Linked DNA regions of Homo sapiens: region 1 is linked to region 2. A link is an interaction called in ENCODE POLR2A ChIA-PET data of the cell type or tissue named here. Cell type or tissue: GM12878. All regions are shown on one strand. Each heading gives the region's core, and the rest is flanking DNA. Links, peaks and the distances in the headings are about the cores only. Region 1 overlaps DUSP22 (dual specificity phosphatase 22). Region 2 holds the start of IRF4 (interferon regulatory factor 4).

Region 1 (11,998 bases), core at 5,143-7,642, 87 kb before region 2:
TCTTCTCTTTACATTACTTAAAAATATTTAAAATGTATGTAAAATACTCATCTTCAATTCCTTTTAAGAAGTTGCCTCCTCAGGTCAGACTTCCCATCCTTGCCAGCACGCTGCTGCAGCAGCTCCCCAGCACTAGGCCCATGCCACAGGTGTGGCCGGGCACCGTTTCGCATGTGGAAGTCCACTCAGGGCAGAAAGGGGCAGCGTTCCCTCTCCCTGGCACAGCTCGTATCAGGCTTCACTCATCATCATTTTTTCTCTCTCCTTTCCTCTCACCCTGTTCACATTGTCTGTTTGTTCACTCATTCATTGGAGAAATGTTGACTTGAGTACCTACCCAAGGGAGAACCAATCGAGTTCAAAAATATATTTACAAAGAAGATACAGGCAGCAGGTAGAGATCGTAGACTGGAGGTCCATGGGCCCTGGTCAGCCCACAGATGGGTTTAGTTTGTCAACCACAGTATTTTAGTGGTTTTTAAAATTTAATTGACAATATTTGAAAATTGGGCTGTTTCCCATAAAACAGCCTGGAATTTGGGGGCCCTGGCCTGCGTCTCTGCATAGCCATGTTGGTTGGTTGCACCGTGGTCACTTCCTTAGATGTGGGTGAGATTGGAGAATGCCTTCGGGCTCGGGCTCAGGCTGAAGACATTTGAGGGTCCACTCCTGAAAGGTCTCCCTTGCCAAGGTGTAGAATTTGGGTTTCATGCTGAAAGCTACACGGAGCCCTAAGCTGAAGAGTCACACAATCAACTTTGCACTTGAGATGGTTTGAGGAATCCTTTGGAGGGACCACTCAGTCTGGAGGTAGGGAGCTCACTAGGAAGCTGCTGCAGGAATTCAGAAGGGAGACGCTAAGAAGCTGAGCCTGAAAGTTCAAAGAGGAGCACATGAGTGGGAGAGCTGCTGCGTGGAAGTAAATGGCAAATGAGCAGCAGTGAAGTCCAGAAAGGGCAGAGTCTCCTGTCGGAGTGATCTCTGGAGGGTTCCTGGTTGAGCTGGTCCTAGCAGGGCGGGTAGGTCTCGGTACTAGAGGCAGGGCAGGAACAGACCTGCTGTGCCTGTGACTTGCCTCAAGATCTGTGCACTCTTCTGCATTTATGCATTTTTCCAGGTTGAAAGCCCACATCAGGGTCCTTGGCTGTAAGCAACAGCATCCAAATGTGGTTACCTTAGGTAGAACAGGGCAGACAGCCTGGAAGGCTGGAGAGCCAGACTCAGGGGCAACCTTGGCAGGAGCAGATGCTGTAAGTGGTCAGTGAGAGCATTTCTGGGGCTACCGCAAGATGCTGATGCTACAGCCAGTGGACACTGAATGTGCCACCAGCCCTGCTGCCTCTGTTGCCAAAGAGGACACTCTAGGCTATCCCTGCAGCCGGCGTGCAGACTTGTTACACGTGGGTCACACCCATGTAGCAGCAAAGGCTTACGTGAGCAGGTATCTGGCATTGGCAGCTTCTATACTAACAGCTGGGCTCTGCTTCCCACCAAGACTCCCTGGGGCCAGGGTATCCCCAAACCTAGGAAAGGGTTTCAGAGACTGGAAAACCAATAAGATAAATGGCCATTACAGGGTTTGTGGTTTTCGAGCATACCCAAGGGATAAAGGACCCCAAACAGTGGGAACCTCTTCTCTGTTTAGAAAGAATATTTAGGGCAAAGAAAGTGCTATTGCAAGATGGGACCAGTAAGGGGTATTGGGAGAATGGGGATGACCTGGCTCGGCTGGACATAAGAAAGAAGTTGGGGGAAATCCTTCAGAGATCGGTTGGAGCCAACCTGCGGAAGCCATGCTGAATATTTAGTTCAATGTTTGGCCTTGATTTTTTAAGTAAAAGGGTTGTTACTGAACATTTTGAGGTAGAAAATCACCCAGGAAGAATATGGCTTTAGAAAATTAATTTGATAGGACAGAGGAATGAGTTCAGTGTTTACTACTGTAACCCCTGTGTGAATTGAGGCTCTGCGCAAGGCTGAGGAGGGAGACTGTGAGAGGCCTTCTAATTCCCGGGAGGAGGGGAGCAGAGAATTGAGAGAGAGGTGCCACAGCGGTGGGAGCCCTGGGTTTTCATTCGGGGTGACTGGGAGAAGGTGGCACCATCAGGGGCAGGAGGACTTGACAACGGTGGTGGGAAAACAGTGGTTTGCTTGAGATAGTCCTGCAGCAAGCCGGGCTCCAGACGATGAATTTAGGAGTCAGAACATCATGGTTCTACAACATTAGAATGTAGAGACGGTCTACTCTTATGCCCTCATTTAATTTTAAAGATAATATAAAATGTATTAATTTGTGCTTAGTAGAGAAGATAGTAGATGTACAAAGAAAAAAAGCAAAAATGGGCCATAATCTGTTTTCCGAATAATCCCTCTTGATTTAAAAAAAGTGCAAATTGGCATAGTGCATGCACAGGACTGGAGTGTCAGATGGCGGAGGCAAGCTCAGAGAGAAATGCAGAAGCCCTCCTCCAGGACCCCGCCATCGCCGTCACGGAGGTGAGCATGGTGACGAAGGGAGTGTACGTGCACACAGCTGTACCTTTCCTGTTTTTCATACCATTTTCAAGATATATTAAGTTAAAACGCGTAAGATCGTCTTCCTCACAGCCCCACACATCTTAGGCGTCGTATTCCATTTCATGGCACCTAACTTGGAGTCTGGATAGTGGCCAGTGGCCACAGTGTCTGCTGTGCAGGACCAGCTCCTTGCACTAACGCCCGCCTTCTCTCCACCTCTCTCCCACTCCCTCCAGTAGAGACAAGACCCTTTCTGCAGGCTGACCGTTCTGCTGTCCCCTCCCTGTCTGCCCACTGCTCTTGGGCTGCAGGTCCTGAGTGTCACTGTCCCCAGGAAGCCCTCTGCGACCCCAGAGTGGTCAGGTCACCTCCACTTTCCCTGTGTGAGCTGCTCATGAGGGCAGGGCCCTGTCTCTCTCAGTCACACCTCTACGCTGAGTGCCCGGCATTGTGCCTGAGGAACTTTAGCCACTATGATACGTTCTCTGACTTTGGGCAGATAAACATGCTTATAGTCTAGAAACATTTTGATCTAGAAAATCGCCTAGTGATTATAACTGTAGAGTCACTGCTGTAAAAAGTGATCCTGACACTTGGTTAAGCCAGCAAGGAAGACTCTATTCGAGACCATCACAACAGGGGAGGACGCGACTCCAATATGGCAGGAACAAGGGTGGATGGAAAGCCAAGGGCAGGGTGAGGGAGTGGGTGGAATACCACTCAGGGGAACTGGATTAGACATCGGGGTGGAGGAACAGGAGCTTGGTGGGGTCTTAGGGGATACGCTTAGCAGGTCTCTGCTCGCACTGGACTCGGTCGGGCAAGGACCAGGCCTTGTTGAGAAAAGGACTCAGAGGAACCTGACTAAAGTTTGGTCAAGGAGGGGTCATTGCACTGCCAGACAGAAGAGCCACATGGCAATGATGCTCTCTAGTGTCTACTGCCACATCCTAAAAAAGGCAGGAGAGACCCTCGGGAATGAGAGACTACACACAGCAAAGCTCTGTGCAGTCAAGCATTGCCAGAGAACATCAGTGGGATCCACATCCAGGACGAACTTGCATTGTTCCCGTCTTTCAAGATAGGAATGATAAAGTATAGACTGTTGTCTCGGAGTAATGATTAGCAAAGCCTCTTTTCATTCTTGGACTGTCCCAGTTTGGCCGATACATTACGTGGCCCCTTGGCTGGTTGTCCCTCTGCACAGAGACTAGCTCTGGGCCTAGCACTGCCGCCCTGACATGAGCCACAATAGATCCCCTGCAATCACTAGACATGAGCCATGGGTTTTTAGCGAGGCAGCCGGTGGTCAGGAAGATGCTTGAAGAAATCAGCTAACATGAAGAACTGTACTACAGGCTCTTTGGACTTCCTCAGTGGGAGTGAAGGAAGATAGGGGAGCTGCAGGGTTGGCAGACAGTGGGGGCGAGGCTAGGACATCTAGGGATCTGTGGTGAAGCGTCACCAAGACGAGCTGGTTGTATGTGCTTGGAAATCGTGGCAAGTGATATCGTGAGCATACTTTAACAAGTGGTACTGTGTTCTTATTTAAATTTCAGAGTGTCCATGCAAAGTGCTGGCAAGACAAGAATTTGCTTCCTACTTCGCAAATTGTGGGTGTGAAAGAAGCCACCCCAATTTCTCATTGCCGACCTGCTAAATCATTCCATGCGGGGGCTGGAGGTGGAGAGGAGGGCTTGCCCAGAAATGTGTATTTTTAACAGATTCTGGAGTTCTGATGGGGAGTTTGGTTTGAGAACCACTGCCTTAGAAGAGTTGACATTTTGCAACAAAGACGTGTTCTTCTTAACCTGCATATATGTGGAGGTTGGATCATTTATTTAACAACCCATTGTTGACTGTCATCCTGGCCTGGGGCTGGGGAGGCAGCAGTGAGCAACAGGATTCGTTTGCTGCCCAAGGAGTTTTCCCCGACAGAAAGATGGGCCTTCACCTGGTCATGCCCTCGCAGCAGCATCGCCACACAGGGGACATAGAGGGCTACTGTCACTGAGCCGGGGGCCAACCCTGGACTTGGGGCTCAGGACTGGCCAAGGGTGAGGTGGGCGGGAGTGTAACCGCCTGCAGTGGGCACCGTGTGTGCAGTGGCCTCGTGCAGCAGAGTGCAGAGCTGCAGGGCCGCCAGGGCTGTGGGGCCAGGGTGGGCAGGCGGGGCAGGGGACTTGGACCCTCAGAATGCCCACCAGCACTGCAGGGCTGCAAATGAGGATGACGGGGTCGAAGCCGGGCCCTAAACCCAGCGAGTCGATGGGCACCAACCCACGGCCTTCCACAGGCCGCTGGGGATGTTGGGTCACCCGCGTGTCTGTCAGGGAGGTGCTGTACTGGGGAAGCACCTGGCCTTTGCAGGGATCCTGCTGCTGGATGAGGCCCCCTTCTGCAATACCATCCACTTAGAGTCTGCCATGCTCATGTCTGTGTCTGTCTCTCTCCTAGATCCTGCCCGGCCTGTACATCGGCAACTTCAAAGGTGAGTTCTTGCTTTTTTATTGTTGTGATAAAATACACATAACATAAAATGTGTCATCTTGACCATTTTAAAGTGTATAGGTCAGTGGCTTTAAGTAATTTGCATTGCTGTGCAGCCATCACCAACATCCTTCTGCAGGACTTTTCATGTTCCCAAACTGAAACTGTGTCCCTTAAAACACCAACTCCCCATTCCTCTCCTCCCAGCCCCGGGCAGCCACCATTCTGCTTTCTGCCTCTATGAATCTCACAACTATCGGAGCCTCCTCTTAGTGAAATCATGCAGTATTTGTGCTTTTGGGACTGGCTTATTTTACTGAGCACAGTGTCACAGTTCATCCGTGTTGCGGCGTGTGTCAGAATGGCCTTCCTTCTTAAAGCTGAATAATACTCCATTGTGTGCATAGGCCTCATTTTGCTTCCATTTATTTGTTCGTGGACACTTGGACTGTTTCCACCAAAAGTGAGTTCACTTTTTAAAAGATCAGCTTTAGACTTCTCATGGGTGAGATTGACAGGCAAAGTGTAGACTCAGTCTACAGTCTGTTCTGGGAGTGGCCCCCACTTGCACCCAAGCCCCTTGCTGGGTGCACCGCAGCCCCTTGACCATCACCTGATGGAGTGATGTGAGGCTGTGCCCGCTCCAGCTCTGCCCTGGTTCTCCTTTGAACTCTCCACACCTGTTGGAACATTATCATCAAAAGGTGTTGGACAACAGGCACATTTAGCAATCATGTGACTTATTTATAACCTTTTACAACTTTCATTTTTTAGTTACTATTGAGAAATTTTCAGAAGCCTGTTCTTTTTAAGTCACCTGGGAAACAAGAGTGACAATTTCATCTCTGGCAGATTCTTCTCATCTGGTGCTTCTCTTCTCACACATTTCCTGCCACTTGTTCCGTACTGATTGATTTACTGTCAGCTATTGACTCTATTTTCACTCAGCTCTGGAGCACGGTGGTCACTGGGCTTGTCGGCTTCCAGGGAGGGGCCAAGTCCCCCTGCCAGGTGACCTTCAGAGTTTGTGTAAGTGAATCACTGAGATGAGGTGGGAAGATAGAGATGAGGGGCCCTTAATAGGATGGGAGAGACCTGGGAAGCTTGCAGGCAGGTCCCCACTCATGTTAGGTTGGACAGAGCCAGACCATGTCATAGGCAGCTAATGCTCCTCCCTTCCCTAACAAGCCAGAACATGGCCACTCCTGTTGGCTTTCTGGATGTTGCTGAAATTTCTGAGTTCAGATTCAAATTGATTGTACAAATAATCTTTATTGTTGCTCTATAATGTCTGTTTCCACACACACACCCGTATCCCCCCAGCTCACTATTAGGCCTCAAAGAGAATTGAGCACAGAGAGCTGACAGCTGCTAATTGCTACAAGAACATGTTAAAAATAGTACTGGACTTGCTAAATTAGTAAGCTTTGTAGTTCTGAAAAAGCAGCAAACCCTTTGTGGTGAGTAGGCCAGGATACATTAATGTAGCAAACGTCAGAGTTATTTAGTGAGTTATTAACTGTTTTCATGGGGAAAGGGAGTGTCTTTGAGAACAGAGTTTAGGATAAGTTCTTAGAAGTAGAATTGCTAGATGAAAGGTTTGAAATTAAAAATTTTAATAAATATGAACCAAATTCAACACTTCTGACAACAGTATGTGAGAGTTTTAGCCTTAATCATGAAAGGTTACTTTTTTTGGAAGGACAGCTTTAAGGAAATATTTAAAACTCTTTTCACACTACAAGCTATACCTGTTTTCTAAATATTCAATAACATAGGACTCCTTGCAAGTTCCTGGATCTTGTGCTTTGTGGTTTCGTCTATGAGAGTGTTGTAAACAGCCCACCACCTCTCCTTGTTCATAGGGTTAATGCTGCATTATTACCTTAAGTTATTCTGATATTGGTATGAGGTTGTGTTTTATTCACTCGTTAGCCAAATATTTATTAAACGCTTTCCAGGTACAAGGCTTATCTAAAAGAAAGGAATGAGAGTACAGTGAATTGGCGAGTGGCTCGAAGGAGAGGAAGTATTTTCCCCAATTGTGCTGTGAATTCACTTGTTCATTGCACAAGCTTATCGGGAACACACGATGTGCTGGGAGTTGAATGTGGACCAGTGTCCCTGCCCTCAGGCTATCAGAGTCCAACAGCAGGTGCAGAACAGGAAGGGGCCAGTGTGTGTCCTCACATGAGTTACACACCTGGGGGTGTAGACTGGGAAGATGGAGTCTGTCTCACAGGGCTGTAGCGGGGCTGACCCAGACAATGGGTGATGCCCTCGGTGGGCTCAGTGCCCAATACCTGGTGCCCTGATAAATAAGCACCCACACACTCACTGCTACTGCCATGGGAGCCCGATCGATGCCAGGTCTGCAGTAGGCAGCTGGGTGGCATTGGCTGGCAAGGGTGGAAACCCAATGTGGAATGTGGCCTCTTTCTTTTTTCCTGGGCGGTGAATCCAGCTGTCATCTGTGCTCTTGCCTGGCATCTCATATAGTCATTTATCCTGCTCTTTTAAAATTACGAGTAATATGTGCCTCTTGTAACACAAGAACCAGTAGAGTAGAAAGGAACGTAAACAGTCACTCCCTTCTTCTGTCCCTTCTCCTTCCTCCCCTCCCTTCTCTTCCCCTTCCCGTTTCCTTTCTTCCCTCCCCACTTCTCTCCCTCCCTCCCTTCCTTCTCCTCTTCCCTCCTTCCTTTCAGTAGGATCCCTCGCCTGTCACTCTGCAACTCTTAAGAAAAAAAAGCTTTGTAATGAATCCACAAATGGTTTTGTAGCGCCTGGTGATTTTTGCTCCTGGAGAAGAACCACAAACAAACCCAGCTCTGGAGCCCGGTCTTTGGGTCTTCGATGCTTTGGTGAGAGCCTCTCTGTTGAGGCTCCAGGATGCAGCAGGCAGCCTTGCCCAGAAGCCAGGAGGGAAGGCAGGGAGTGGAAGCCAGAGAGAGCAGCCCCTCCCTGGGCCGGAGGGTGGGTCCGTGGCTTCCTTACAACTTGGCACCAGCGACAGTAGATGTCAGCTGACAGACGAAGCCCTCATTGTTTGAAGATGTCCACAGAATTCTAGAAAAGTGGGAACGCTCTTAGGTACTGTGTGTACGTGAGTGGTGTGCATTGAGACCATGTTCGCAGTCTTGAGCTTGTGTTTTGTGCCTGCCAGTAAGACAGACAGTCCTGGTGGGTACCCAGTTGTTTGGACAAGGCCAGCCTGGTCAGAGGTAGTCTGCTGTCAGCTTACTGAGACAAAATCACCATGCTTAACAGGTCAGCATATGTCCATCCAGACTTATTTTTTCCACATGAATTCTAACTGATAACCTTCCTGTTGGTTTTATGAATTACTAACCTGTTGCATTTGTGACTGCCAGTTGGGGAGGGGCCCGCTGGCACCGGGCCAAAGGTCATTCCCTCCAGGGCTCAGTGTTAGGGTGCACATGACCTTCTGGGGTTCTTCTTAAAGCGCATGTTCTGATCAAGTAGACATGGGGTCTACTTGATGCTCTGCTGCCGGTTGGAGGACCCCATGTTGAGCACCAAAGCGCTAAGTTCTGCCCCTCTAGGTCTGTGCTCAGGAGGAGCTAGTTTGAAATGTACAAGCTTGTGTCTGTGCACATTAGGAAACTCCACCTTGAGCCTTACAGCTGGATTCCCAGCTCATTACCTCGCTGCTCATGATTGTAGGTCGCCTTCCAGGACAACCAATAGTGTGAAGTCTGTAAGAATTAAAGTTCCAGGGTCATCACCCAGCAGGTTTGATTAAGCATTTTATGCACTCTGAAGTAAGTGGGCAGAGCCTGTGCCTTATGGGAAAGGATGCATCAGCGAACACGGTGCTAGCGTGCGGTGAGGAAGAGGGGAGGTGCTGGCCCCGGAGTGCTTCCCTGTGCTTTGGAGTCCAGCCGGCAGTGGGCTGTCGTGATATCAAGTGGTCTTCTCTATTCAGAAATGTATGCTTTTTTCCCCAGGCCACTTTAAAAAGATTCACTCTGTATTATCAAAGCATATTTACGGGGTGAAGAAAATGTTCTAAAGTTATATATTGTGGCTATTGTGCAGCCTTGTGAACGTATGAAACCATTGAATCATATACTTGATCAGGGTCCGTATTATGGTATGTGAATTATATCCCAATAAAGCTTTGTGAAAGGAGAAAAGTAGATTGAAACAAATACGGATGGTTGACATTCAAATGCCAGGTGGAATGGGTGTCTGGAGGAGCCAGGTGGGTGGGTCAGATGAGCTGGCGCCATCAGGCTGCCCCGCCTCTACTGGGTCCTCGCCCCACCTCCTCCAGGTTCTGTGAGCGCTGAAGCTGTGGCTTTGTCTGTTTCACTGCTTTTCTAAAATGTCCCATGCTGGTGGCGATTGGAAAATCCCATTTTGGTGTGAATGTGGGAACTGGCTGCCTGTGGCTTCCAAAACGATTCTAGCTTCTGCCTAATTAATTCTAAGCTAGCCTTGCTGGTACCCCAACTTGTGAGGGGTTGGGGGTTGGCAGTGAGTCCCCATGTGCTATGTAGATGGCTCTCATCCATAGCAGGTGGCTTTGAGGTAACTATTTATTTAGCTCAAGGGGGAGTGAGAGGACACTGCTATTATATTATAGACGCCTTTCTGAGCCTGATAACTTAAAGGGCTCATGTTCCTCGTATAAAAAGGTTTTTTCTTTCTCACTTTGGGTCAAAAGATGAGCCAGTCAGAAATAAACTTAGGCAAAATACTTGAAAACAATAGCCCTAAATTTGAAGCTCGAAAATTTGAATCTGGGAAAGCAATAGCCTGGAATTTGAAGCCTGAGAGGTTGGAGCAATGAAAAGAGTCTTAAAAGTGGTATTTTAATATCACCTAAATTTTTTTTCCTGACGTTGCTGAATGTTTAGAACAATGTTTCTTGACTTCTGCTTCATCATCAAGGCTTGTTAGAGATGGAGATTCCTCAGCCCCAGGGTAGATCTTTCTAACTAGCCTCTTGGCAGTTCCTAGGGTGTTAAACTTCAGAGCCACTCATGTAGAACACACACACACACACACACACACACACACACACACACATACTATAAAGAAGGAAGAAAACCCTTGTAATTCCGTCTCTGAGCTGGGGCTGTCTTTGTACCAGTCCCGCCATCCTCCCTGCCATGTGTTTGTCTCTGCATTTTTATACGTTGGGTTTGTGTCATATTTATGGTTTGGTACCTGCTTTACATTATACCCTGAGCATTTTCCCATGCCATGAAATAGTCTCCAGAACCATGATAATTAAACATTTGCCTTTCTTTGTTGTTGTTGTTGTTTGGTTTTGTTTTGTTTTGCTTGAGATAGACTCTCACTCTGTTGCCCAGGCTGGAGTTCAGTGGGGCGATCTCGGCTCACTGCAACCTCCGCCTCCTGGGTTCAAGCGATTCTCCTACCTCAGCCTCCTGAGTAGTGGGGTTTACAGGTGCACACCACCACGCCCAGCTAATTTTTGTAATTTTAGTAGAGATGTGGTTTCGCCGTGGTGACCAGGCTGGTCTCACACTCCTGACCTCAGGTGATTGGCCCGTCGCGGCCTCCCAAAGTTCCGGGATTACAGGTGTCAGTCACCATGCCCGGCCTAAACATTTGCCTTCTGATCCATTTCTCCTGTATCATTTAGGAAAGTTCAGCCAGGCTGGGATGGGGGTGTAGGGAAGTGGACCTCCTCATTTCCTGCTGGCCCCCTGTTTTGTAGATTAGTAGAAGGGTTCCACTTCAGGGGATCACACCATTTGGTCTTCTTTTTGCAGGTAGGGACATTGGAAGGGAATATAATTTTGTTATCTTCTTAGTTTCATATGGAGATAATTTAATAGCCAACTGATAGCTGATAGACAGTTCTGTTTGGAATTTCCAGAAAAAGTTTCATTTTTTAATTGTGCTTTAAAGTGAATATAGATGATGTAAACCACAGTCCTGTCTGAATCCAGAACTGTCCCTGCTTTTGACGTCTGGGGAAAGAAGTAATGGGCAGTTTCCTTTGTCTTCTAGAGTTAATGGTTTTGTATTTAGCTTTTTAAGAATTCTCATCATTAAGAGGCCATTGAATTAAAAAAATATTTTAAATATCCCTAATATTATGTGTCTCATGCAGAAAGACTGACCTAAGGTCATCTCTTACAAATGCTAACTACAAAATGGTCTCGTAAATTTACCTTCTTGATGATGTAATCCATGTAATCCATCATGATTACAATGTTTATTAATCTAAGTGCATTTCAATTTCTAGATTAACACTTTTGTTGCCTAAAAGGAAGAAGCTGAGGCAAAATTAATACAGAGGGTTTATTTGGGCCAAGCTTGAGGACTGTAGCCTGAAACACACTTTCAGGTTGCCTTGGGGAGTGCCCCGGAGAGTAAAATAGGGGCTCAAGTTTTTAAAGAAAAAAAGACGAATCAGGAGAGTGGCAATTACAAAAAATTGTTCAGCAGGAATTCTCATTGGTTTATAGAAATAACATTGGTTAGTGCCTGGCTATACGATATTGAACTATGATGTATGGCATTTTATGTCTACTTGGCATCAGTCTAGGGACCACATAGCAGATGGCTTCAAGGTAACCATTTAGCTCAAGGGGGAGGGAGAGGAGACTGCTGTTATATTACAGAGGCCTTTCTGCACCTGATCATTTAAAGGGACTCTTCTTCCTCATAGAAAGTTTTTTTCTTTCTCACTCTGGGTCAAAAGATGAGACAATCAGAAATAAAGTTAGGCAAGGCCGGGCGCGGTGGCTCACGCCTGTAATCCCAGCACTTTGGGAGGCCGAGGCGGGCGGCTCACGAGGTCAGGAGATCGAGACCATCCTGGCTAACACGGTGAAACCCCGTCTCTCCTAAAAATACAAAAAATTAGCCGGGCGTGGTGGCGGGCGCCTGTAGTCCCAGCTACTCGGGAAGCTGAGGCAGGAGAATTGTGTGAACCCGGGAGGCGGAGCTTGCAGTGAGCCGAGATGGCGCCACTGCACTCCAG
Region 2 (9,359 bases), core at 6,764-9,263:
CTGCAAGTTTCCAGGAGACACAGAAAGGGTGCCACTAGACTCTAAGCTGTGGGAGGCCTCTGGGAGGCTCCTTGGGTGGAGCTTAGCAGCAAGAAGGCATGTTGACCTTGGTCATCAGGAGGTGTGGAGCTGCTGCTATACAATGGGGCAGGACCCCGGCAACCCATCCGGGCACCTCTTGGCTCTCCCTGTGTGTACTGATGGAAAATGGTATGTGGAGGTGCAGCACCCCTGGACCAGGAAGGGCACCGTGACCAGTTCAAAGCCCTCAAGGATGAAGGCTTGGGTATGGCCACTGAGCTGTAGTTGAAAGGTGGGAGCATCTAGAAAGGACAGAGCAGGAGGCGCTCACGAGTCTTCACTGGCGTTCCAGCTGCAGGGGCTGAGGCTGGAATCTGTTCCACTAACTTTCCTCTTCTAAGTTTTCTCCAGGATAAAGTTGCTATTTGAATTTCAGATAAACAACAAGTAGTTTCTTTAGTGTAAGTACGTCCCAAATATTGCATGGAATACACCTATACTAAAACAAGTTATTCAATGTTTATCAGAAATGCCAATTTAACTGGGAGTTTTGCATTTTTATTTGCTAAAACTGGCAACCCTCCTCCAGGGATGGAGGCCCACTGGAACCAGGAGGAGCTGCCCTCAGGAGCTATGAGAGGAAATGGATCACAGCAGAACGAGGTGTAGACTTGGGTGGATGTTGCTGTGCACTGCTTGGATTCCCACTTGGGAGTGAGAGGTTCATTCCCTCGGGTACTGAGACTGCTCCTGGGAGGTGGTTCTCAGCAGGCAGCCTTCTGTGGCGATGGCTCCAGCTGGAGAAAACGAACTTCCCAGGTCACGTCTCCTCTAGAGGCAGCTGGCACCCAATGCTAGCTCAGTCAGGGCTGCGGGGGCCCTATCCCTTCACTCCACGCTGGAACAGGCTCGTCCTAGCTCCAGAGCTTTCTGCAGCATTGACTGGAGTCCATTTGGCTTGGCGTTGCATCACGGGCACCTCTCGGCCCAGTTCTGCTCCCTTCCCCTTGACTCCAACCAAGCATGCTCCCTAATCATACATGCTGACCTCCATCTCAGAGTCTGCCACCGTCCCTGTTAAAGGCTGAAGGAGGACTAGGATCACTGTCAACAAAAGCATGACCCAAGAGGCAAGACACAGTCATGTTTATAGCATATTACTATGAGCCACTCACTACTTCTAGATGTCACGGTTCAAAGGTGATTGAAAGAAACTCTGTGTTTCCCAATGCCTGCTGGATAAATAACTCAGCATGGATGGTGAGACAGCATCTCTAACTTCGCCTGTCTCCCCGGTAATCGTGTTCCTCCTCCTCACTTCTTTATCAGGGTTCTTGGTAATAGTAGTCCCCCCTTATTCTCAGGGGATAGATATGTTCCAAAACCCCTAGCAGATGCCTGAAATAGAAGACAGTACTGAGCCCCTTATAGACTATGTTTTTTTCTGTACGTACATAGCTAGGATAAAGTGTAACTTATAAATTAGGCACAGTGAGAGATTAACAACACTAATAATAACACCAAGCAATGATGACCATACGCTGTAATGAAAGCTGTGGATGTTGTTGCTCTCTCCAACATCTCACTGCATGGCACTTGCCCTCTAATGGCCTGATGGCTGCCACATGGCTGATGGGCCAGCAGCATATACAGTGGGGTCTGCTGGACAAAGCAGTGGTTCACATCCCAGAAGGGATGAAGCGGGACCCTGCGCGATGTCACCACCCTGCAAAGAATGGCATGCAACTTCAAACACAAAGTGTTGATTTCTGGAATTTTCCATTTCTTATTTTCAGACTGAGGTTGCCCTCAGGTAACTGAAACTGTGGAAAGGGAAACGGTGGATACAGGGGACTCCTGTGTCATTCCCCATCCTGGAAACCCTCCAGCAACCCCTGACTCCCCGACCGCCCCACCCCCTGCCGAGCACGTCTACTCAGCCCCATAACTGCTTGTCCTTCCCTCCTCTGCCACCCATGCACCTGCCCGTCTGAGAGCTCTCTACCTCACCCCGAGGCCTCCCCGGCCTCCTGGCCATTGTTCTCTCTCGGGCGGTACCCACACTATGGCCAGATAATTCCTCCTTTACTGTAGTTCTTACCTTATTACGGGGGAATATGAGCCAAAGCCATGTAACTCGCTGCCGGGCAGGAACTAACAGAGCCAGCACATGCTTCTCCCGTACCCTTCTCTCCATCAGGTGGCCAGGAATGTTCCGGATCCCCGTGGCTTTGCCATGGATATCTCATTTGAACAAGAAGTAACCCCCCCCCCAGAATCTCAGGGGGTCTCGTTACCACAGCATAACCTAACCTTTCTAGAAAGATACACTCCTCTATCCAGCATGCCTAGAGTCTTATGTGTGACAAGTGACGGTATGCTGTTTCACAAAATTTCGCTGAAAGAGCCGTTGATGAACTTTAGAATAACCCAACATTAGGCGCTGTTACAAATGGGTGGAATTAGACAAAGCCGTTTGCCTTTCACCTCTTGCTTCAGTTTTCAGAAAATTGCCCAAAGGTATTGCAAACCATTTGCGTTTTCATTGGCTTGGTTAAGGAGTTGGCAGTGTCAACTGGCCCTGTGTAAAGCCACGTCACTGTTTCTGTAGAGAGCATGACACGTCAGAGAGGTGGGAAGTGTTGCCAGGACTCTTCTTAGAATGCTGGCAAGAAGAGCAGGCGAAAAGGGAAGAGCTGTTTATAAACAGGGAAAGGAGACATCACCTCGTATCCTTGGCTTCTCATTACGTCATCGATTACAATCACAAGTCTCATTTCCTACAAGCCTGAAAGCGGGTTCTTCTCTGCATGTAGGAAAAAGCCCCGCTTACTAACTCTGCCCTCAAAGAGATCACAAGCTGGTCCTGAACGCCCTGTGCCCTGGGAATGCTTACTGTCGAAGCTCTGCAAATTTTCTCATTGAAGGCACTCAGGGCATTCTGCTAATTAAATTAGGAAAATGTGTACAGCTCTACTTGAAAAAATCCAGGTTTATGCTCTGTATTCTATTACCAAAGAATTTATCACTTTTCAAATAACATTCAATTATTTTAAACTGAGTGTGCAGTGAGAGCATTTATAATATAATCTCATTTCCAGAGTGTTCCATCCCAACTCCTCTCTGGTATAAGTAGCTTAGAAGGTTAGATTTTTTTTTTCCAGAGGATTAAACATTCGAGAAGAGTGGCTAAGAGGCAGCACCAGGTTTCTCTCATTTCCTCAAAGAGAATTTAGCCTTGTGAAGAAGAATAAAGTGAAGGTCAATGGTTAGATCCATGGCTTAAAAATAAAATGCAGCTTTCCTTACTCTGAATTTACCATAACCAAAAAGGCCACGAGGCAGCCATTAATGATCCTAAGTTGCAACAGAAAGAAAAAAACACCTACTTAGGGTTAAACGAGGATTCAGTGGTCACTTGCCGCCGGCCTCCACTTCACAGGGGCGGAGGATGAGGCCAGGGAAGACTTTCTTACCCACACTGACCTGACCAGAGATGAAACTCCCCCTCCTATGACAGCCTGCACTCAGAGGCTGATTCTGAAATAGTCATGCCAAATGCAGCCAATCCCTGTGTACAAGGAGAAAAAATAGTTCCTCAGAGCTGTGTCCTTGGGCCAGCCATCTGGACCTCTCACAATCTCTTTCGTTCTCCCTACACTTGGGCTGAATCCCGCCTTCCTTGCCTGCCAGGTTTGGTTTGGGGGCCAAATGAGTGAAAGTCCGTGAGATACCCCTAAGTATTGAAGTGCGTAGTAAATGATAATAGCCCTGATTTGTTGAACATGATGATGTGCCAGGCATTGCGCAAAGCATCATTTCATCATCACAACAAACACTGCTGGGAGGCAGGGACACCCCCACCCTCCTTGTACACCCAGAAGTAGGACTTTGGTTAAATGGCTCTCCCAAGGCCTCACAGCCTTAAAAACTCAAGCACTTATTTAATCCCCAATGATACTACCTTTTGGCCATGCAATGTGTCATGGCCAGTAATTAGATTTGCAAACACATATAACCAAAGAGGATTAGAAGAGACATATATTCTATATAAATTACATGAAAATAGCACTTTCAGTATTTTCCTGATTTTTTCTGGTAATTAAAAATGATTGCCCTTTATATTTCTTTATGGATACAGTTGCATTGTTTTTAGCCAATTGTAGCCCCCCCCTTTAAAGAGTGAATTAGTGGGAAAATAGTGTTATCCAAGATTTTAAGAATCTAGTGTGTGTGTTTGTGTGTGTAGGATGGGTTTTTCTGAAATATTTTACTTGCATGTGAATGTATAATTTTAAAGATTGGCTTTTAAAATACTGAATTGAGGTAAATTCAGCTTTTCTTGCAGACTCTTTACGATAAATGTGAAATTGAAAATGGAAATGCTCCATTCAGATGGTGTGCCGACTACAACCTCAACATACGGATAATTCACTAAATAAGTAACTTCCTCGTGGAATATCACGGTCAGCCTTTGTTTTGGGTACACATTCAATGAACTGGTTTCCTATTAGTTTCTGCTTGTCAACAAGTTGTGTCATTTACTGATAAATATCCAGCCTTTTACTAAGGAATACCGATTTTCTCAAGTCTCAGTGTGTGGAGGGGGTGGGAGTTTGGTGGGGAAGCTTTTCAATTTGAGAACCTTTGCCGTTTTTTGTTTCAATCGTGACTAAGATATAAAAGTCCTTGGTCACCACTGCCAGCTGCTACCTGTTCACTGCCTCCCTGACGGGTAATGAGGCCATCCGGAGTTTTAGTGATTAAAATGTTTTATTACTTGTATTCACATCATCATTAAGAAAAATAACTTCTAGTGGATCAATATGGCAAATGAGTAAACCAGAAGATGGCGTTGAAGATTAGCAATTACATTTAAAAACAAGGTAGTGGTGTGAAGGCTCAGAGTTTCACACAACGACTGTTGTTCTGAACTAAAAGCAGAGGATGTGGATGAGTGAGGGGAGGGTATGTTGAAAATGACTAAACCCGGTGCAGAGGACACGTATACGAAAGTGCAAAAAGCTCTCATTTGCCATTTTTTGTCCTCAGCAAACTCCTCTCTGGTATGTTTGTGAACGTTTGAGGGAAAGGTAACACTGATTAAAATATAATGCAACAAGAAGGCAACGATCTTTGCTTTGTTCACTGATGTGTTCCAAGTGCCTAGGACGGTTCCTGACAAGTAGCAGGTGCTCAAAATACATTTGTCAAGTGAATAAATCTGTGAAAGGAAAGGAAGAAAAACAGGTTGTGACCAGAACTTTTTGTGAACAAAACCCTGTTGTTTATTACATAGACTTTGGTAATGGAAAACTTACTTGGGTGAAATAAAAAATGGCATCCTGTTAATTTCTGAGAACGTCTGTTGGTTTTAGGAAAAGCATACCTATCCATACCTCACTACCTGTTTTGCTCTAGCCTAAACATAGATTCTTCTTTGGTTAGGAGACATTGACCCAATATATAAGATTAAAACAAAAACTGAGAAATAAGTGAAATCAAAAGCTTTTCAAAAGTTGCAGGTTGACCTACGGTGGTGGTGGTCTAAAATCATATAGAAACCAGAGATCTGATGGTTTACCTGAAAATGCGAAGTAAATGCACATACTCAGCATCTCAGACGATCGAAAGCTCAACGGGTGAAAGCTCAGGGGGTTAATTTTGCGATTAAGGACATCTTGGAAAAGTATGTAAAATCCCTGGTCCACTTAAGTATTATTCCTATTTTGGGCTTTTATTTATTTATTTTGAGATGGAGTCTTGCTCTGTCGCCCACCTCGGCTCACTGCAACTTCAGCCTCCCGGGTTCAAGCGATTCTCGTGGCTCGTCCTCTCAAGTAGCTGGGGCCACGCCCGGCTAATTTTTGTATTTTTAGTAGAGATGGGGTTTCACCGTGTTGGCCAGGCTGGTCTCGAACTCCTGACCTCAGGCGATCCACCGCCTCGGCCTCCCAAAGTGCTGGGATTACAGGCTTGAGCCACAGCGCCTGGCCTATTTTGGGCTTTTATACCCCACTGGTAAACTGCTTTCCTCCAGGTTGAGGTTAAAACGACATCATTTTAAGGTGAACTGAAGTCTGGAAGTGATTAAGCACTTGGATCCTTAGGGAGCCTCTCCCCGCCCCCATCTCTTTCATGCTAAGATAATTAAAACTTCGGGGCCGGGGCATTGTCTGAGTCACTTCAATTCACCAGCCTAATAGATGCAAAAGGATGTAAGCATGTCAGACACGCAGAGACAGTATTTGAATCAAGCTTAATAGCTCAAGGGAGCTGGGCCATTTCCTATTTTCTTTTTAGTGAGTGCGATGTTCTCTAAACACCGCGGAGAGGCAGGGTTCCCGGTGATGGCCTTGCCGAGGGTGCTCCCGCAACCTCCACCTCCAGTTCTCTTTGGACCATTCCTCCGTCTTCCGTTACACGCTCTGCAAAGCGAAGTCCCCTTCGCACCAGATTCCCGCTACTACACGCCCCCCATTTCCCGCCCTGGCCACATCGCTGCAGTTTAGTGATTGACTGGCCTCCTGAGGTCCTGGCGCAAAGGCGAGATTCGCATTTCGCACCTCGCCCTTCGCGGGAAACGGCCCCAGTGACAGTCCCCGAAGCGGCGCGCGCCCGGCTGGAGGTGCGCTCTCCGGGCGCGGCGCGCGGAGGGTCGCCAAGGGCGCGGGAACCCCACCCCGGCCGCGGCAGCCCCCAGCCTTCACGCCGGCCCTGAGGCTCGCCCGCCCGGCCGGCCCCGGCTCTCGGCTTGCAAAGTCCCTCTCCCCAGTCCAACCCCCGGCCCCCACAGGCCTCGGCGCCCCGCCCCGCCCCAGGCCCCGCCCCAGAGAGTTCTATAAAGTTCCTCTTTCCCACCTCGCACTCTCAGTTTCACCGCTCGATCTTGGGACCCACCGCTGCCCTCAGCTCCGAGTCCAGGGCGAGGTAAGGGCTGGAGTCGGGCAGGAGGAGGGGTGTGAGGCTGATACCAGAGAGGACCCGGAGCGCGAACCAGAGGTTCGACCTCCAGGGCAGCGCAGGGTACCCCGGCTTCGGAGCGGGAAGGGAGCGCGCCCCGTCCTGGAGCTCCGACTCCCACCCCATCTGCGCTGAGCCGGAGGCGCTGGTTTGGGCTCCAAGGCCCGCCTCCTTGGCTCTGCCCGAGCCTCCCCGCCTGCCCTCCGCGCTCCTGCGACGGGGTCGCCACAAGCTGGACGGGATGAGCTAACCGGACTGTCGGGGCCCCAGGAGTGGCTGAGGCGGGGCCGTCCAAGGCACCCACACAAGACGGCACAACTGCCTGCGAGAAACAGGCCCGGCCCTGTGGACCCCAATCCGAGGCTCCTTCCCCTGCTCTTCGTTCCTAAGGGGCCCAAGCTCACGGCGGCCTCCGGCGCGGTGCTCACCCGCTGGCGCAGGAGGAGGAGGAGCTCCACATTTGGGTCGCTCCGAGCCTTGCGTGCGGTGGCCTAGCCGGCCTGGCGCGGTCCCTGCCTCCCAGGCTCCGCAGCTGTCGTCGCCCTCTCCCGCGCCCTCCCCGCCTCCGCTCTCCCGGGCCTGCTCCGGGGTCCGGCGGACGCTCTGCGCGCGGAATCCCCCGTACTGGGGCTGCAGCCCCCGCGTCTGCGCCACTTGTCGTTTGCAGAGCCCACTTAGTGCGCGCTAGCTGGGCAGGGATAGGGGTCCTATTCGGGGCGAAGGGTCTGGATGCGAGCAGAGAAAGCGGAGGGTGGAGGAACCCGGGGCTGCGCCCCTGGAACGCCCGGCCGCAGGCGAGGTCCTCCGCGCGTGGAGGCCGCCAGGGGAGTGGAAACTGACAGAGTCGCGGGGAAGGGGCGAGAAGCGGGTTGGGAGTGAGCGAAGGCAAGCGAGAGCTGCGAGTGAGTGCGGAAGGAGGGCCAGGAGGGGTGGCGGCTGGGTGGGGAGAGAGGGTGCAAGACGAGCGGCGCGTGTCGGGAGCCTTTGGGCTGCGGGTGCGTTACAGGAGAGCAGGCGGGTAGGAGCCTTCGCGGGGGCCGAGCTCGGAAGGCGGACGGCTGTGCCCGCCCAGGGGATGCGCCCGGGCCGGCCGCGAAGGTGCCTTCTTCCGGGGGCCCGGACGACCCTGACACGGCACGCGCGCGCTTCGCAGCCTCAAAGACTCCGGGGCCTCGTGGTCACTGGCGCAGGGGATCGGGGCGGGGTGCCCGGAGTGCGGTGCCTCGTGGCTGAAGGGCAGCTCTTCTCCCCGCAGTGCAGAGCAGAGCGGGCGGAGGACCCCGGGCGCGGGCGCGGACGGCACGCGGGGCATGAACCTGGAGGGCGGCGGCCGAGGCGGAGAGTTCGGCATGAGCGCGGTGAGCTGCGGCAACGGGAAGCTCCGCCAGTGGCTGATCGACCAGATCGACAGCGGCAAGTACCCCGGGCTGGTGTGGGAGAACGAGGAGAAGAGCATCTTCCGCATCCCCTGGAAGCACGCGGGCAAGCAGGACTACAACCGCGAGGAGGACGCCGCGCTCTTCAAGGTCTCCGGCCTCGGGAGCCGGCGGGGGCGCGCCGGGGAGGGCCCAGAGACAGAGCCCGGGGTCCCCGGCGCCGCCTCCGAGGCGAGCCCAGGGGACCGCGCGGGGCGGACGGGCGGGCGGCGGAGGCATCAGGTGGCGTCGCCGGAGCCGCAGGAGGAGGAAAGGAGGCCTCGGCTCTCAGCGGGACCGCGGGGGCCGGGAGCCGGGTCCTGGGCGCGTGGAGGCTGCAGGGAAACCGCTGAAGGCCCGGCCGGGCCCGGGGAAGGGCGGCCAAAGGCTTGAGGGGTTTTGCGCGTTCGTCCGTGCGTTCTCGTTTCCACGCAAGCCTCCCGCCCTTCCTCCGGGCTCCCGTCTGCCGCCTCCGTCCGTGGGTCCCCCTCGCCCTCTCCGTGCGTCCGCGCCTGTGCCGGCGGCTGTTTTCGTCTCTCACCGCGTCTCTGTTTCTCTTTTCGCTGCTTTTCTCTCTGAGTCTCTCTCTCTCCATGTTTTTCCTGAGGTCAGCCTCTCTTCTCGCTCCTGCTAGCTCTCTGCGGGTACTCCCACCTCTGTCTTTCTCTTTGTGTGTCTCTGTCTCTCTCTTTCCCCCATCGCAGTGGAACTCAGGGCCTCTGTCTAGAGCTGTCTCCCTTGCCCTTTGCGCGAGTGCACACACGTGTGTCGTTGTTACGATTGTTCTCCCCTAAGGCAGTTTACCCAGAGAACTACGTGTCTGGGCCCAGCCCCCACCTGTGGGCAGAGCAGGGGAAGGGGACTTCCTCCGGGAATTTGGTCTCAATTTGCTCTCAGAGTGCCTCAGCTGTGCTGCCATCCAGATGTCTCCTGTGGGTGACAGCTCACACCACAGCTGTC

What was found. Peaks named below come from ENCODE experiments on the same cell type or tissue, not always from the same donor. Only the 100,000 strongest peaks of a DNase experiment are listed, where the experiment ranks them.
Region 1: POLR2A ChIA-PET joins it to region 2 with 20 read pairs; 10 of 35 experiments call an interaction of 5 or more read pairs at or near these places.

The regions. Positions count from the first base shown.
Region 1 is chr6:299,654-311,651 of GRCh38, forward strand. DUSP22 (dual specificity phosphatase 22) reads left to right here. Exons shown (of 7, transcript NM_001286555.3): 2 at 4,975-5,008. Among named protein-coding and RNA genes, the nearest start is that of DUSP22, 13 kb to the left of the region's middle. RefSeq lists enhancers at 4,414-4,493, 5,313-5,362. In GM12878, for the core only: no CTCF peak of the experiment used is centred there; DNase peaks (open chromatin) are centred at 5,898 and 6,408; H3K4me3 peaks cover 1,108 bases; H3K27ac peaks cover 2,500 bases.
Region 2 is chr6:384,859-394,217 of GRCh38, forward strand. It overlaps IRF4 (interferon regulatory factor 4), which reads left to right and starts at 6,894. Exons shown (of 9, transcript NM_002460.4): 1 at 6,894-6,951; 2 at 8,240-8,510. The coding sequence starts at 8,295. RefSeq lists enhancers at 4,864-4,913, 9,111-9,220, 9,261-9,310 and silencers at 6,581-6,970, 7,211-7,280, 7,561-7,610, 7,781-7,830, 7,941-8,050 and 3 more. In GM12878, for the core only: no CTCF peak of the experiment used is centred there; no DNase peak of the experiment used is centred there; H3K4me3 peaks cover 2,417 bases; H3K27ac peaks cover 2,436 bases.